Regions from separate parts of the Homo sapiens genome. Here region 2 is linked to region 1. A link is a loop called in an ENCODE intact Hi-C map of the cell type or tissue named here. Cell type or tissue: Caco-2. All regions are shown on one strand.

Evidence for each region. A loop is a pair of places that touch in the nucleus more often than their neighbours do. Peaks named below come from ENCODE experiments on the same cell type or tissue, not always from the same donor. Only the 100,000 strongest peaks of a DNase experiment are listed, where the experiment ranks them.
Region 2: it touches region 1 in a loop (16-fold over the local background); 23 of 110 quality-filtered maps call a loop at or near these places.

The regions. Positions count from the first base shown.
Region 1 is chr15:70,632,448-70,640,447 of GRCh38, forward strand. SALRNA2 (senescence associated long non-coding RNA 2) reads left to right here and starts at 2,802. Exons shown (of 1, transcript NR_126482.1): 1 at 2,802-4,867. LOC107984791 (a long non-coding RNA gene) reads right to left here. Exons shown (of 3, transcript XR_001751595.2): 3 at 2,302-8,000. RefSeq lists an enhancer at 707-1,245 and a silencer at 3,191-3,335. In Caco-2, a CTCF peak has its summit at 4,525 (motif pointing left); DNase peaks (open chromatin) are centred at 814 and 4,504.
Region 2 is chr15:70,565,937-70,573,936 of GRCh38, forward strand. It overlaps LINC02204 (long intergenic non-protein coding RNA 2204), which reads right to left. Exons shown (of 2, transcript NR_135691.1): 2 at 5,022-7,495. Among named protein-coding and RNA genes, the nearest start is that of LINC02204, 17 kb to the right of the region's middle. In Caco-2, CTCF peaks have their summits at 3,413 (motif pointing right) and 3,718; a DNase peak (open chromatin) is centred at 3,405.

The DNA.
Region 1 (8,000 bases):
TTGCATGACATACACACACAGCAGTAACTTGCATGACATACACACACAGCAGTAACTTGCATGATACACACACAGCAGTAACTCACATGATAACACACGCAGCAGTAACTCGCATGATACACACACACAGCAATAACTTGCATGACACACACACAGCAGTAACTCACATGATACACACCCAGCAGTAACTTGCATGACACACACAGCAGTAACTCACATGATAACACACACGGCAGTAACTTGCATGACACACACAGCAGTAACTTGCATGACACACACACAGCAGTAACTCGCATGATAACACATGCTGTATGCACTTCATTTCCTTCTTGTCTCTCGTCTCCACTCCTTCAACCATTTCCTTTCTTAAAAAACTATTTGCACTTACATCCTTCTCTCAGGTTTTATGTCTGGTGGGACTCAAACTAAGACAATGCAATAGCTACAAAAGTAAATTCTAGGAACCTGGAGACATAGTAGTACAGTGAATAATTGGATAGGCTTTATAGTCAAACCATCTATGCTTGCATACACCACTAGTGTGTAAATATTTAATATTCAAACAATTGTTGTATATAAACTTTAGGAAGTAGATTTCAAGAAAGGCAGAACTGGAAACTCTAGAAAAAGGAAGATGACTCAAGAAGGAGAGGGGACTTGTTAAAAGTCTGAGAATAGACAAATAATTCATTCGTCAGAGGTAACCACAGAAATACAGTGACTTCCCAGGACAGGTGTTTAAAGGACAAAGGGCAGAGGGAGTAGTCATGAGCCAGACAGAGAACAAAGGCCCCCTGCCCCAGCCTGCAAGATGCTGGGGAGACCAAGCCCCAGAATGCGCTGCAGCTTGCAGATATCCCAAGGACAATAGAAAGAGCTTTGTTAAAGTATGCCCCAAACAAAACAGAGAGGGAGAAAGGGACACACTGGCGCTTGGAGCGGAGTGTGCTGTTCACGGGTGATGGAGAAAAAACTGAACTATTCAACTCCCGTCTTACTCCTGTCTTTCCCATCAAAGCAAACGATTTAAAACATAAAAGGTGAAGACAAACAGAGTTAAGAGGAAATCAGCAGTCAGCTAAAATCCCAGCAGGCTCTCTGGCTTCGCAAGTTTCCTAGACTGGTAGACAGACATGCGGGTGAGCCAAGGAGGCTGGGCTTGGGCTCAGACGCTGACAAGCTCTCTTGGTCAGCGGGGCAAGTGATAACCAGAAGTGGGCTGCAGGCTCTGGCCTCAGCCCCAGTGTGTTTTCCAAGAAACTGAATGAAGATACTAAACACAGGGCTTATCACAGAGATGCCTCCAAACCAGCGGGTCTCAACAAGGGTGATTTTGCCTCCCCAACAAGGGAAACTTTGGCAATGTCTAGAGACCAATTTTGGTAATTGCAACAAGGCTATGGTGGGGGTGCTACTGCTATCTAGAGAGTAGAGCCCAGGGATGTGGCTGAACTTCCTGCAAGGCACAGGGCAGGTCCCATGACAAAAAATTATCTGACCCAAGATGTCAGTAGTGCCAAGATTGAGAAGCCCTACTCTGAGAAACCCCCCTCAAGAGATGGCTGTTGAGTGAATTAATGAGACGTTGAGCATCCACTATGTGTCCTGAGAAAGCACAGATGACTAAGACACATTCTCTCCGCTCACGAGCTCATACTTTCTTCCAAGAAACAGATACAAGTGGCTGTGTTACAGTATACAACATGCTTTAATGGAAACGCTATGGGAGCAGAGACCAAAGAACCACTGATCCCACTAAGCAAGGCATGATTTGAGCTGGGTCCTGATAAACAAATGGAAGTTTGGCAGAAACACAAAGTGGGGATGAAGGGCGGATGGAGGCATTAAATGTGCCTGGTGTGTTGGGGACACCTCCTCTTAAGGAGAAGCAGCTGGAGGGGGGCTGGGGAGGCGCTGGATGCTGCGGTAAGGCCTTGGCTCTGTCTCACAGGCACAGGGTTCAAGAAGGTTAAGCAGAGGGTAACACAGTCAGATCTATTTCTTTAAAATAAGAATATATTAGGGCCCGGTGTGGTGGCTCACGCCTGTAATCCCAGCACTTTGAGAGGCCGAGGTGGGCGGATCACGAGGTCAGGAGTTCGAGACCAGCCTGACCAACATTGTGAAACCCTGTCTCTACTAAAAATAACAACAACAACACAAATTAGCTGGGCATGGTGGTGGGCACCTGTAATCCCAGCTACTCAGGAGGCTGAAGCAGGAGAATCACTTGAACCTAGGAGGCAGAGGTTGCAGTGAGCTGAGATCGTGCCACTGCACTCCAGCCTTGGTGACAGAGCGAGACTCTGTCTCAAAAAAAAAAGAATATATTTATTATCTCTGGTTTAAAAAAAAAAAAACTTCCCTCCAACAAATAATTAGCATAACAATCACCTTTGTAAATCCGCCATGATGACCTCACACCAAAACACAGTGGAATATGCTGGAACCTTGGAGAGCACGCCAAAACACTACTCTGTCCACCCTCACGCACCCCTCCCTTGCCCTGTGCATGTGCCAGATGTTTTGTGTACAATTTAATAATTTTTACTAAATTCGTGGAGTTGTACCACCATCGCCATCATCCAGTTTTAGAACATTTCTGTCACCCCAAAGAGTCCCCATGTGCATTTGCACTCAATCCCTATTCCTACCCCCAGCCCCTGGCAACCACGAAGCTGCTTTCTGTCTCCATCGATTCACCACTTCTTGACATTTCCTATAAATGGAATCATACAATATGTGGTCTTTGGCCTCTGGCCTCTCTCACTTAGCATGACGTTTTTGAGGTTCGTTGTGTGGTAGCATGAATCAGTGGTGTGTTCCTTTTTATTGCTGAATGATATGTCAGTCAGATGTCTATTTAAAAGACTATGCTGGTTATAGAATGAAAGATGGGGTAGGAGGAGGAAGAAAGTAGAGGCCAAGAGACCAGTTAGGAGACACTGGTTGTTGTTCAGGCCGAGACAAAGAAGGTGTGAGTTGGTAGAGAGGCTGTGGGCATGAAGAGAGAGGACTGGGTGGGAGGTTACAGGTCTGGGAGCAATTAGTGTACAATAGGACCATTGGGGAGGCTTGACCAGAGGCCAGGAGCTACATAGGGAAAGTGAGAAGCCCAGGAGAGGTCTGAATTCCCACAGGGCTAAGAAACAGGACCTGAGCTGATTGCACCTCTGGGCAGATTCATACCTGGCTGAAGGAACAGAGTGCTCTAAGGACCCACCAGCCCTGCGGACCCTCCTGGTGGTCTGCTGCCAGGCTGGCTCCTTGGGCTATTGGGATGAAGATAATGAGAACATGTTTGTCAACTGTGCAGGTGACACAAATCTGGAAAGAACAGCAAATTTGGGATAACAATGTTCAAAAACATCTTGGCGGGCTCCAGTGATGGGCTGTGGCAAAATCTGGGCAGCTCCACGGGGGTGAGACCTAGTGGATTATGAGTCTTCTGGTTACCTGTCTGTCTTCCTAGGATGCTGTGAGCTTTGTGAGAACAAGAACAGTGTCTGCAGGACACAAGGAGTGTCATCTGAAAAGGACCCCAACAACTTGCTCTGGGTCTCAGCTCTGGGGGTTTCCCCAATAAAACCTGATCCCTAACCCATACTGTATGATGTGCAGAAATTTATCCCAAGCCCTGGTAACTCAACAGGTGGTCATCACAATAGTGACATCTTCTTCTTCGTATCCATTTATCAAACCAACTGTCATGCCAGCCCATGGACAACAGAAGGCACAGACCCCTTGGATGATGGGCACCTTCACTAAACAGAGTCAGCTCAGATTTCCAAATACAAGTATTAAGCAGGGGCCCCATTACTGCACTCTGTTTACGGTGTCCTCATTCTTGGAAACTGGAAATTCTGATAACATTTACTGCACTGTCTAATGATATAACTAGCATATGCTCTCTGAGGCAGATCTGGAAAATATAAGCAAGATTAACTTTTTGATTAATCTCTCTCTCAATACAGAATACATGCTCAGCATATTCATTCATTCATCCATACACATAGGTACACAGACACACACACACACAAACACATACACACCACAGATTCTTTCTACATATTTGGGATCAACAGTTTGGCTTTTAGTTTCAAATTAAAAACATTTTTCTGTCCTTAAGACTCTTTGAAAACAGTCTGTGCACTCAGGGCATCACACCCCACCCTATGCAGGTTCCATGACTGATGTGCCCATTCCCCTCTCATTGCCGTGTAGGTGGTTTTGGATTTGGGGATTGGCTTTGGTAAGCCTAAGTCTGCAACCAGTACATCGGCTGTGTCTCTCACGTGAGCCCATGAGTCCTTCCCCCTTTAAGCAACCTTCTCTCAGAACCTGCAATCCTTCCTCTTCTGGTCCCCTTGCTCCTGGGTGTGTGTGTAACTTCCCTCTGTTCCTCACCTCAAGGGCAAGTTATGCCCTAGCCCCCTGCTTCCCCCTGGCCAGCTAGCTTCTGTGACTTCACATCTTCACAGTCCTGCGAGACCACAAAAAAGATCCTTCCTGGCTCTCTCCTGCCATCTCCTGCCCACTCACATCTCTAGCTCCCTGGCTGAAGCAGTACAGTGCTCGAATGAATTAGAAAAGCAGGACAAACCTAAATCCATGTGAAAACATGCAATAGGTTTCATTGTAAAGTCCCATGGTTGCTTTGTTCTCAGCTATCTGCATATGACATTATGACAAGCCTGATTTAGCATCTGGAAAGAGACCTAGAGGCATAATTGGTTAATAAGCTAAAGAAGAATCAATAGTGGAATGTGGCTGTCAAAAGAGAAAGTTAGGCTGGGCGCGGTGGCTCACACCTGTAATCACAGCACTTTGGAAGGCGGGTGGATCTCGAGGTCAAGAGATCGAGACCATCCTGGCCAATATGGTGAAACCCCATCTCTACTAAAAATACAAAAATTAGCTGGGTGTGGTGGCGGGCACCTGTAGTCCCAGCTACTTGGGAGGCTGAGCCAGGAGAATCGCTTGAACCTGGGAGACAGAGGTTACAGTGAACCGAGATCATGCCACTGCACTCCAGCCTGGCGACAGAGCGAGACTCCATCTCAAAAAAAAAAAAAAAAAAAAAAAGAAAAGAAAATTAATGCCATGCCACTCACAGCCACCTTCGTGTACCATGTTCGGGCTCAGGACCAATAGGGAAGGCACAGGAAGGCAGATTTCTGGTCAAAATTAAGAAAAGGCTTTGTAAAAGGGGTTGACTGATGAAACGGACTGGCAGTGAGTTGCCCACCACTGGCGATGTACATGAAAATATGGTATTCATTATGCACCAAGATTTTCTTGCTTCCCACATAAATGTATGACCCACACTTCTTAAGAAGTGACTACAGAAAGAGAATACCTAAACAGTCTATGGGAAATGTGAGCTCTGGCTTCTGTGTGAACCTCGGAAGACTGCAGTGAGGTGTGTGGTTGCTCCCTGAGGCGGGTCTTGAACAGGCCCCCAAGGAGTGCTTTCACCAGCGCTTGGGACTTGACAGAGGGAGGCAGCATTTGATCTCATTAACTAGGACAATCACAGGTGGGGGCACAGCGTCCTCCACTCTTCCTGAGCCCTGGGCTAGGAGAGGCCAAGGCCCTATCCCCAACCCTCACGTGGCCCATGATGTTTTGCTGCAGCCCCTGCACTGTCTGTGCCCAGATGAGCCCCAGCAACTCCAGCAGATACTCACTTATCACTCATTCAACACACGTTTCCATCCTCTGGCCTGTTGCGGAGAATGGTTTGCAAGGGTGGTACACTCCTAGGTATACCTAAGAAAATGGTTCCATTTACCTTGGGGAGAGGCATCAAGAAAGCAAAGTCTTACTGGGTCAAGGCAGCGGACGTGTGAGAGGGTGTGTCTGCCAGAGAAAACAGCAAGTGCAAAGGTGCGGGAAGTGGAGGGCCTTGGGACAGGGCTTGGGGAGGAAAGCATACAATGTGGCCAGTAGCTTGGCTGGTTGGGGCTGAATGGGGGTGAAACGTGAAGCTGGGGAGGCAGATGGGGTTCAGAAAAAGAACAGCCATGCTAAGAAATGGGTTTTAATCTCCAGGCCGTGGGGAGCCGCTGAAGGAATGTAAAGAAGGTAATGATGGAAGCAGATTTTCATTTTCAAAAGACAATCTGGTAACACTTCACAGTGAAGTGGAGAATGGATTGAAGCAAAAGAGGCTAGACACAGGATGGCCAACTGAGGGGAGACTGTAGACATTCACATGAAAAGTGCCCGGTACCTTCACTAAAGCAGTGTGGTTTGGGAGGAGAAAGAGGGAAGGCTTCTATCTAGAAATATTGCAGCATGGTTACAAGTGGGTATACAGAGCAGGATGGATTCGGGTGGACTCCCATGCTTTCTGACTTAGGCAACTTCATAGATGGTAAAGTTATTTCCCGAGGCAGGGCAGTGATGATTTCAGATGTTGTCTTGTTGCCCTTGCTTATGGGAATATATGTCTTGATTTGGATTAGAAACCAATAATGTCCATGCAACATATATGATATTTCTCAAGAGTGTTGGATGCCACGTATCTGAGCCATTTCCTTGGTTTAAAAATTTCCTGCATGGTAAGGCCAGACAGGAAGCTTGCTTTACCTGGATTCCTTGCATGTGGTTGTCCTGGGTTCAGCCAATCAGCTACTCCTGTCCTGGACTTTAAAAAAGGACATGGCGACATGAAGAAGCAAGAGCCATGAGACTCTCTAGCAGGGGCAGGGGCTGCATCATCATGGAGTTTTGGGCCTCAGGGCTGCCACATTAGCAGTGTCCTCCTGCATCAAGTCACAGTGGTGCCAACAGTAGCTGCAGTCTTCTCACTCAACCAGGCCTGTGGCATCATTCAAGTAGCCCCTGAGCCTAGTACTCCAGCCCTTCTGGTAAATCTGTAAGCTCCCATGCAATCTTTCAAAAACTATTTTTTCTCCCTAAATTAGCCAGAATTGGTTTCTGTTACTTGTAATTAAGAACCTTCAATGTTACAGACATTGAAACCAGGAGTAGTTGTAGGCAACAGATCCTGAGGGAAGTGGGGAAATTGTGGCAGGGTTTGAGGAGGTGAAGGCTGTGAAACTCTAATATTAAGCAATGGGATTCTGGCAGTCCATGCATACAGAGAAGAAACAGTAGATTAAATTATCACCACTTTATACTTAGAATGAAGTACTGATTGAAGACAAGGCTGTAGGGTACTGTGATAGGCAGGATTATGGCCCCCAAAGATCTCACACCTTAAACTCTGGGACTGGGAATACGATGCGGTATCATTCCCATAAATATGTTACCTTGCATGGTGAAAGAGACTCTGCAGGTGTAATAAAGTTTGCTAATCAGCCAACCATAAAATAGAGAGATTATCCTGGATTATCTAGGTGGGCCCAGTATAATCAGATGAGCCCTTAAAGCAGAAGAACAGGGCAAACCAGAGACGTTGGATGCCCAGGAAGGGTTTGATGTGTCATTGCTGGCTTGAAGACAGAGGGGCCACGTGTCAAGGAAGGGGACCCCAGTCCTACGACCATGAGGAACTGAATTCTGGCAACAACTGAATGAATTTGGGAGTGGATTCTTCCCCCAAAGCCTCCAAAAAGAAACACAGCCCTGCCGACTCCTTGGTTTCAATGTTGTGAGAGCCTGAGCAGTGGACTCAGTCACATTGTACCATACCCCTTACCTACAGAACTATGAGATGATAAGTGAGTGTTGTTTTAAGCCACTGAGCCTATGGTGATTTGTTATGCAGACATAGAAAACAAATACAGGTACTAGGGAGGGGTCATTGTCAGAGAAGAGATGAAAAGCCTGAAGAATTCAAGGACTGTGGGGTGGGTGGTTCCTTCTAAGGGCAATGACCAGGTGAAAGAAAGGACAAAAGTTCTGATTCCTGAGTTCTTGGTCTAATGGGCTCCACTTGCCAGTAGCAGTGAACAACCTAAGATATCACACAGCACCTCGTGGAGAAGCTGGTGTTTTTCTATCCTGAAACACACTTGGGCTTGCTTTCA
Region 2 (8,000 bases), 67 kb before region 1:
ACACACACACACACACACATATACAGTTTGTTAATAATTTTAATGTGCAGTTCTTTAATTTATCTGGGACTTCCTATTGTGCACATTACAAGGTAGATGCCCGATTTTATCCTTTTGCATGTAGATAGTGATTTCTGCCATAGCTCAAAGTGTCTCTAGACTCCAAGTGGCTCCCCTATAGGACTAAGGCTCTCTGAACTTGAGTCGGTCTAGCCTGGGCAGGAAGGTGGGCTGCCGAGGAAGCAGTTCCCTCCCCCGTCCTTCCTCCCTTTCCATTTATTGTATCCAGCGACAGCCAGTGTTGGAGGCTCCTCCACTCAGACAGCAGGGGAGCAAGAGGGCTGCCGAGAGAGCTGTGAACACTACATCACTTGAACACAGCATTACGGGAATGGTCAGAGCCTGAGCTACAGTTGTCCTGGGAACGCAGTAACTTATGTGCCCAGAGAAATCATTTTCCTGGAAGATGCATTTTAGGCAGCACGGAGGCTCAGGTGACCCTTATATCATCTGGTCACAGGTTTCTGTGGATTTACACATGCTGGCTTCCCACAACAGAAAGAAATCTAATTACCGGTGGAATAACTTACAGGTAAGGGGACCTCCAGTGGGCGCCCAGCCTGGCTGTAAATCCTCAGAGCTAGATCCTGAGGAAAGTGAGCTGGTGCTCGGACCTGGACACCTCGCAGCTCAGAGGACAGCCACCACCTCGAACCCGGGGCTGGGTGGGAGAGCAAATGGGTGGCAGAGCACATGTGGGTTTCCAGGGCTTGGAAAGGTAAAGAACATCAGACTGGGCCTCCAAATGCCTGGGCTCTTTCTGCTACTAACTGCCAGGATGACCATAGCTTCTCATTTAACATATTTTCTCAGTTTCCCTGTGCTAGATTATTGGTTAGCAGGTATTAAGCCACATCCCAGGGGCCATGTGATATACTTTAAATACATATCCCCAGTTTGCACAACAGCCCTGGAAAATGAGAATTAGGATTCCCATTTGACATATGTAGAAACAAGATCCGAGAGGTCAAGTGGATTCGTTCAGAGTGACTTTGGAAGAAAGTGGCAGAGCTAAAATTGCAATCCTCTCACCCAAGCCTCACACTGCAGCGTGTTCCACAGGATCCATGTTTGTGAGTGTGGTGGGCAGGGCCCTGTGCTGCTGGGGGACCTTAGAATGTGCATGAGGAAGCTTCCCTGGGCCTCTCACAAAGACCTTGGGGTGACTCCCAGGACTTCTCCCTTCCTTGGCCTCGGCGTGGCCTTCGCTCCAGTGACACGTATACAAGGCAGCCGTGGCCTGGTCTGCACAGTTGCCCGGCATCCTGCTCCAAGGCCTTCTGCCATGCCAAGAACCACATCCTTCTCTGGCTATGCGTAAAGATGAGAGGGCCGGGCACGGTGGCTCATGCCTATAATCCCAACGCTTTGGGAGGCCAAGGTGGGCAGATCATGAGGTCAGGAGTTCGAGACCAGCCTGGCCAACAAAGTGAAACCCTGTCTCTACTAAAGATACAAAAAATTAGCCGGACATGGGGTCATACGCCTGTAATCCCAGCTACCTGGGAGGCTGAGGCAGGAGAATCGCTTGAACCCTGGAGGTGGAGGTTGCAGTGAGCCGAGATCGCGCCATTGCACTCTAGCCTGGGCTATAGAGAAGAGACTCCATCTAAAAAAAAAAAAAAAAATGAAGAGAGTACGCAGGCCTGCCCAAACAGCCCAAACATTGGCAGGGGCCAGGGAAATTGACAAATGGGGACCACATACCATGTGTCTACATGTGTGAGTTACCACTCAGGCTGCCATCTCATAACACATGATGTTCTGCTGCTACCTTGACCCACAAATACCTTCATAACAATTTTAAAGGATGAATAAAGTTGTGGTTTTTAGATACGACTGAAAGTCTTAGCAATATCAAAGATGGATTCAATTATTGTACATGTCTGTGCAGCCCATTGATGGATGGGCTGTTGATATTTGGATGAGTAATAAAATAGAGACATAATCCATATATTATTTCATATTAATATACACTTTTTGCCTTCATTTTAGCAAAGTCTTCAAGTACATTAATCCTTACAAAACTTTGTTCCATTGATAATAATTGTCAAAGATTTAAAAATAAAGTATAACTGTATTCAAAGAGAATAAACTGTGATTATACTTTTATTTTTTAAATATCTTAAAGTTATGTACAAATTGAATATTTTTCAAATATGATTTCAGCAAGTTATTTTTCTTCTAAAATATTCTAAATTGCTATAAAAAGCAAAATATAAATCATAATTAATGGATATGAATATTTTTAACCAAAGGTACTTAAAGCTGAAACAAACATTTAAAATTAGATATTAAATATTTTTATACAAATAAAAATTTACAATTCTAGTATTCAATATATGTTTGCCAATGTTACACTTTACACGTCACGTCTTGAGCTGCATACATAGTAATTTAAGAGTAATACGAATCATTGATTATTGCAAAATATGCCTCAGCATCCATATGCAAGTGTTGTGAATTCTGTGTTCATTCTTATCTCCAGAACCAGGAATTAGAACATGCAGAGAAGCAAGAAAATGAATGTTTGGCACTACTGGGAAACAATAATTTGTTATACAAGAATCTATTGCATTCAAGCTGAGAGGAAGGATTTGACAAACTCATTAATTTGCCTTTTCTCTTACCCAAGCACTTCTGCTCAAATTCTCCCTGTTCTCCGAAGCAGTGTCTCTGAGGCTGTTGGAGTGAACAACACACAGCCTTCATGGTGTTTGATGCAGTTTTCCAGGACCCAAGGCAAGAAATGTGCGGAAGGGTTTCCCTGGGGTCTGAATGGTCATAGTCATGAGAGCTGGTCCTTAGAGTTGCAGGTTGTGCTGGGCTAGCATTGAGCTTCAGATTCTAAGTGTCGAGGCAGCCATGCGTTCTTTAGTGTGTGTGTGTGTGTGTGTGTGTGTGTGTGTGTGTGTGTGTGTGTGTGTGTGTGTGTGATATGCAGGGGCCTCTAAAGTATAAAGTGCAAAGCACAAGCTCCTCTATTCAGTGGCTCCCAGTGGTGTGGAAAAACAGAGGGTTCAGAGGAGGGTTGGGGTCCCCAAGACCACACCTAGGTTTGACATTTCTTTGGAGGACTCAGGAGACTCAGCAAAGAGTCACACTCATGGCTATGATTTATTATACCAAAAAGATACAGCGCCAAATCCCCAAAGAGAAAGGCCCTTGGGGCAAAGTCTAGAGGAAACCAGGAATAAGTTTCCAAGAATCCTCTCCCAGGGAGTTGCACAAGACAAGCTTAATTCTTCTAGCAAGGAGTAGTGAGAACACATGTCAAATGTCTACCAAGGAAGCTCATTAAAGACTCTGTGCCCAGGGTTTCTGTTGCCACTAGAGGGGGAGCTGGTTACATAGGCACCCCTATGTCCAGCACATACCGCAATTCCAGACTCTCAGAAGGACAGCGCTGTTCCACATAAAGCATATTGTTGGGACAGCTTAGGCACAGTGAGCCATTCTTATTAGGGAATGGTGGAAACCCTCCTGAAATCCAAGTTCCCAGATGCCAGCCAAGGGCCAACCTTTCAAAGCAGGCCTTTCCAAGGAGATCAGTCTCAGGCAGCTATGGTGACTCTCTGAACAAGAAGTAACTGGGGTTAAAGGTGGAGGAAGGAGAGCCCTTTTAATTTCATCCACCTTTTAAATTCCATTTCCTGAGGCAGAGGTGAAAGCCGTTGGCCTGAGCAGAATGAGCATTGGAGACCAGCTTCTGGCCTCACACAGATCCATCCAAGCTGTCACGTGCAGTCTGATGTGTTCATTTTCACCTGGAATAACATCTGCTGTGTACAACGTAGACCGTAATTTATTTATCTAGTCTCCTAGAGGATACTAACAGTATGACAGCATTTTTATTAAGCAAACCTAAACAATATGCTGTTTAAGAACGTCATAGGTGGTTATTTTTAAATGCAAGGGAATTCAGAGTAACTCTTATCTGAGGAAGGGAGGGAGCCATGGGCTGAGATCAGAGAGGAGCACACAGTTATTAGTAATGTTCTTAAGGTGGGCAGTGAGTTCACAAGTTGACTTTATAATTATAGTTCAGGCCGGGCATGGTGACTCACACCTATAATCCCAGCACTTTGGGAGGCCAAGGTAGGTGGATCACCTGAGGTCAGGAGTTCAAGATGAGCCTGAGCAACATGGTGAAACCCCATCTCCACTAAAAGTACAAAAATTAGTCAGACATGGTGGGACGTGCCTGTAGTCCCAGCTACTCTGGAAGCTGAGGAAAGAGAATCTTTGAACCCAGGAGGTGGAGGCTGCAGTGAGCCAAGTTCGCACCATCGCACTACAGCCTGAGCAATAGAGGGAGACTCCACCTCAAAAAACATAAAATAAAATAATTATAGTTCATAATTTTACATAAGTGATGAATACATATGTTCTTTCAAATGTACCAAAAATATGCACTAAAGCATTTTAACTTTTTTTTTTTTTTTTTGAGACAGAGTTTTGCTCTGTGGCCAGGCTGGAGTTCAGTGGCACAATCTTGGCTCACTGCAACCTCCACCTCCCAGGTTCAAGTGATTCTCCTGCCTCAGCCTCCCGAGTAGCTGGGACTACAAGTGTGTGCCACCATGCCCAGCTAATTTTTGTATTTTTAGTAGAGACAGTGTTTCACCATGTTGGCCAGGATGGTCTCAATCTCTTGACCTTGTGATCTGCCCACCTTGGCCTCCCAAAGTACTGGGATTACAGGTGTGAGCCACCGCACCCGGCCGGCATTTTAACTTTTTAAAATTTACCATCTGGGTAATGGTGAGGTGCCCTTCCTAACTATGGAATTCTCAGGGCTGGCTACCATCAAAACTAACAAACATTATAATTTAATTGACATAGAAACCCATTATCATCTCCAATCAAGTGACATCAAGCTTAATATTTTTTATTACTGGCTGCTCATTTTTCTCACTGAGGATCTCATTTTGTGAATGAATTCAATTTTGTGAATCAACTCAATTTTATTACTCAATATTTTATTGTTTAATTCTTAGGGGAATAACATTATTTCATTTTCAGTATCTTTATTTTTACAGTTATGCTTTATTTATGATAAATGACTCTGGTCTTCTATTTATGGTAGAGATGCAAATGCTTCCTTTTAAAATAAGTTTACACAAGCTAAAAGTTGAGACAAATTAAATACAAACATTAATCAAATGATAGCACAAGCAGTATAGGAATGTGACGATAGTTGTCAAAGAGTTGAACGAAAGTGCTGGACAACACTGGCTGGTATGCAAATATCTAGCATCCAAGTTATCTTTGCTAGATCCAATGGGGGGCCAGAGAGTTACAAAGATGTGTATGTGTGTGCTTGTGTGCGTGTAACGTGATCTTTTTCCTCAGAGAGTTTCCACCTAGGAAAGCAACACACTTACCAATAAGGAAACAGTCACCGGTAAGGCCTCAGTGTCAGTGCCTGCAGGAGGCACATGTCAACCTGAAATCGGGAAAGGGCCAGGCTTTTAAGAAGACAGGTGTGAAGCTACAAGTCACAGTGCCTTTCAAAACTCTTCCTAAATATTAGGCTGCAACCAACCCTAGCACTTCCAAGAGTACAAACTTATGGAGTATAAACCAGTTGGCATCACTGGTTTATGGTACTGTATAGGCGTTTCTAATTTTAAAATAAGCCAGCAACATCTGGCAGGATGTAGTAGGGGGCTGTCCCATCTCTGTGCTGTGTATGTCAGGGCTTGCGGAGAAAGGCCCTACGAAGCACGTCCATCCTACCTGCCTATAGAAACGAAGAGCACCGTTCACCAGCTATGAACCACATGTCAAACACACAGACATACATAGTATGTGATGATCATGCTATGTAATGATACCAAGCTCTAAGAGGTAAAGAGCTCAGGAAAGGGATAGTTCACCCTGCAGGAGACTGAATCCGAAAAGGCTCATTAGTCATTATGATTCCTATTGCCTAAAACAGTGCCTAGCACATAGTAGATACTCAACTGATACTTGTTGTAGTAGCGAGTAGGGAAGTGGAAGGATTAAGCTGGCCATGATGAGAGGCTGAATAACGGTCCCCCCAAAGATCCATGTCCCCATCCCTTTCATGGAGCCTATAACTACTACTTTACATGGGAAAAGGGATTTTTCAGATGTGATTAAGTTAAGGCTTCTGAGATGGGGAGATTACCCTGGATTATCCAGATGGGCTCCTAATGTAATTATAAGTATCTTATAAGAGGGAAGCAGGGGAAGATTTCACTACAGGGAGAAGAAAAGGCAATATGACCACTGAGGCAGAGACTGGAGTGATGTGGCCACAAGCCAAGAAATGCCTGCAGCCCTGAGAAGCTGGAAGAGGCCAGGAAAGAGAATTCTCCCTGGGAGCCTCCCAAGGAATCACAGCCCTGCTGCCACCTTGATCTAGGCCTATAAGACTCAGTGTGGATTTTTGGCCACAGAACTGTAAGAGAATAAGTTTCCGTTGTTTTAAGCCACCAAGTTCGTGGTGATTTGTTACAACAGTACAGGAGGCAAAAGCAGCCACGATCTGGGAAGAAGGTAGAGTGAGAGGGAGCTGTGAAAGCTGTCTGGGCAATGCCAAGGACATTAGAGAGCCTAGGGGTTTTGAGCTGAGGCCTCCTAAGATGCAAACAGAGCTTGAGAAAAATGAATCTGTCTTGGCTGTGCAGAATGGATCAAAGGTGGAGAAGCCAGAGGCAGGGAGCTCTGTCAGGAGGTTCTTAAACAGTTCAGAATCACAGGGCTAGAGACAGGCCCCGGGATTAGCGGTGGAAAGGAGAGAAGGAGACCAGTACAAAAGAAATTTCAAAGGCAAAATTGATGGCGCTTAGTGAAAGGCTGAATATAGCAGATGAAGGAGAAATTTCTTCCAGCTGTTAGAGCAGACACCGGCAGAGAGAGGGAAATTGCGGCAAAGGGGGAGACATTTCTAAATGTTTCTAACAATGTTGAGCGGGTTAGTCTAAACTATAGCAGTGCCATGAACTGAGCTGCTCGAAGAGTTGGAGAAACAACTCATGGATCAACCCTTTTTATGGCTGGCCGCCGATGGCAAGAGGAAAATACTAGTGCCTGGGCTCCTTGTTATAAAGTGTGGAAGAATTCTTTCCAGAATTCTTTCCTCCCTTGACCTCTCCTCCCAAGGCCTCGATTTTCAGTGTGGAGGTGGGCAGGGGAATGGAGTGGAAGAGAAGGAGAGGAGTACAGATAGAAAGTAAAAAGGGAGGAAAAAACAATAGCATGGGTCAAACATGGCATAGACATATCCCAGCTGCCCTCTTGCCCAGGCGCTGACCAGTCTCAACAAGCCCGTCAGAATGAGGTCGACGCCTTCACAGCTCCATCGGCAGAGCCCTCTCACTGGGTGCCACTTCCATCCCTGTAGACCTTGAGCGTAAACAACCTTCTTGCCAGAAATGCAAGTGGATTCCGGCATGGTGGAGGACTGCAGAGCAAGGAGAAGTCAGTGGATTGAGCAGGAATTGAACTTGAAACATCTAATTTAGGGTGTATCCTAAAACCAAGCACTACCCACAGCAGGGAGCACTGCCCCAGAATAGTAATCCGTCAACCCTAGAAGCCATCTCCAGAGATCTGGGCTACAGATTGGGAGAATGTGAATCACAACAGTGCCCTGCCCCATGCACTCTGTGATCACCGGCCCCCAATGGGGAATTCTGCCACAATGCCTCCACCAACTATATCGAGAAATTTTCTAAGAAGGCCACAGCTCTGAAGCCTGCCTTTGTGCAGGAGCTGTCGAGTCTCATGGTTCAGCTTGGCTTGGTAAGGGGGAGAGAAAAGGGAAAGAGTTCCCTGCATTTACCACTAGTTATTTACTGTGCATCTCCTGTGTGTCAGGCACCTGCTAGATGCTTAGAATACTCAGTAAATAAGACAAGCCCAGCCCCTGTCCCCATGATGCTGATAAATATTATCAAAAGCAGCCT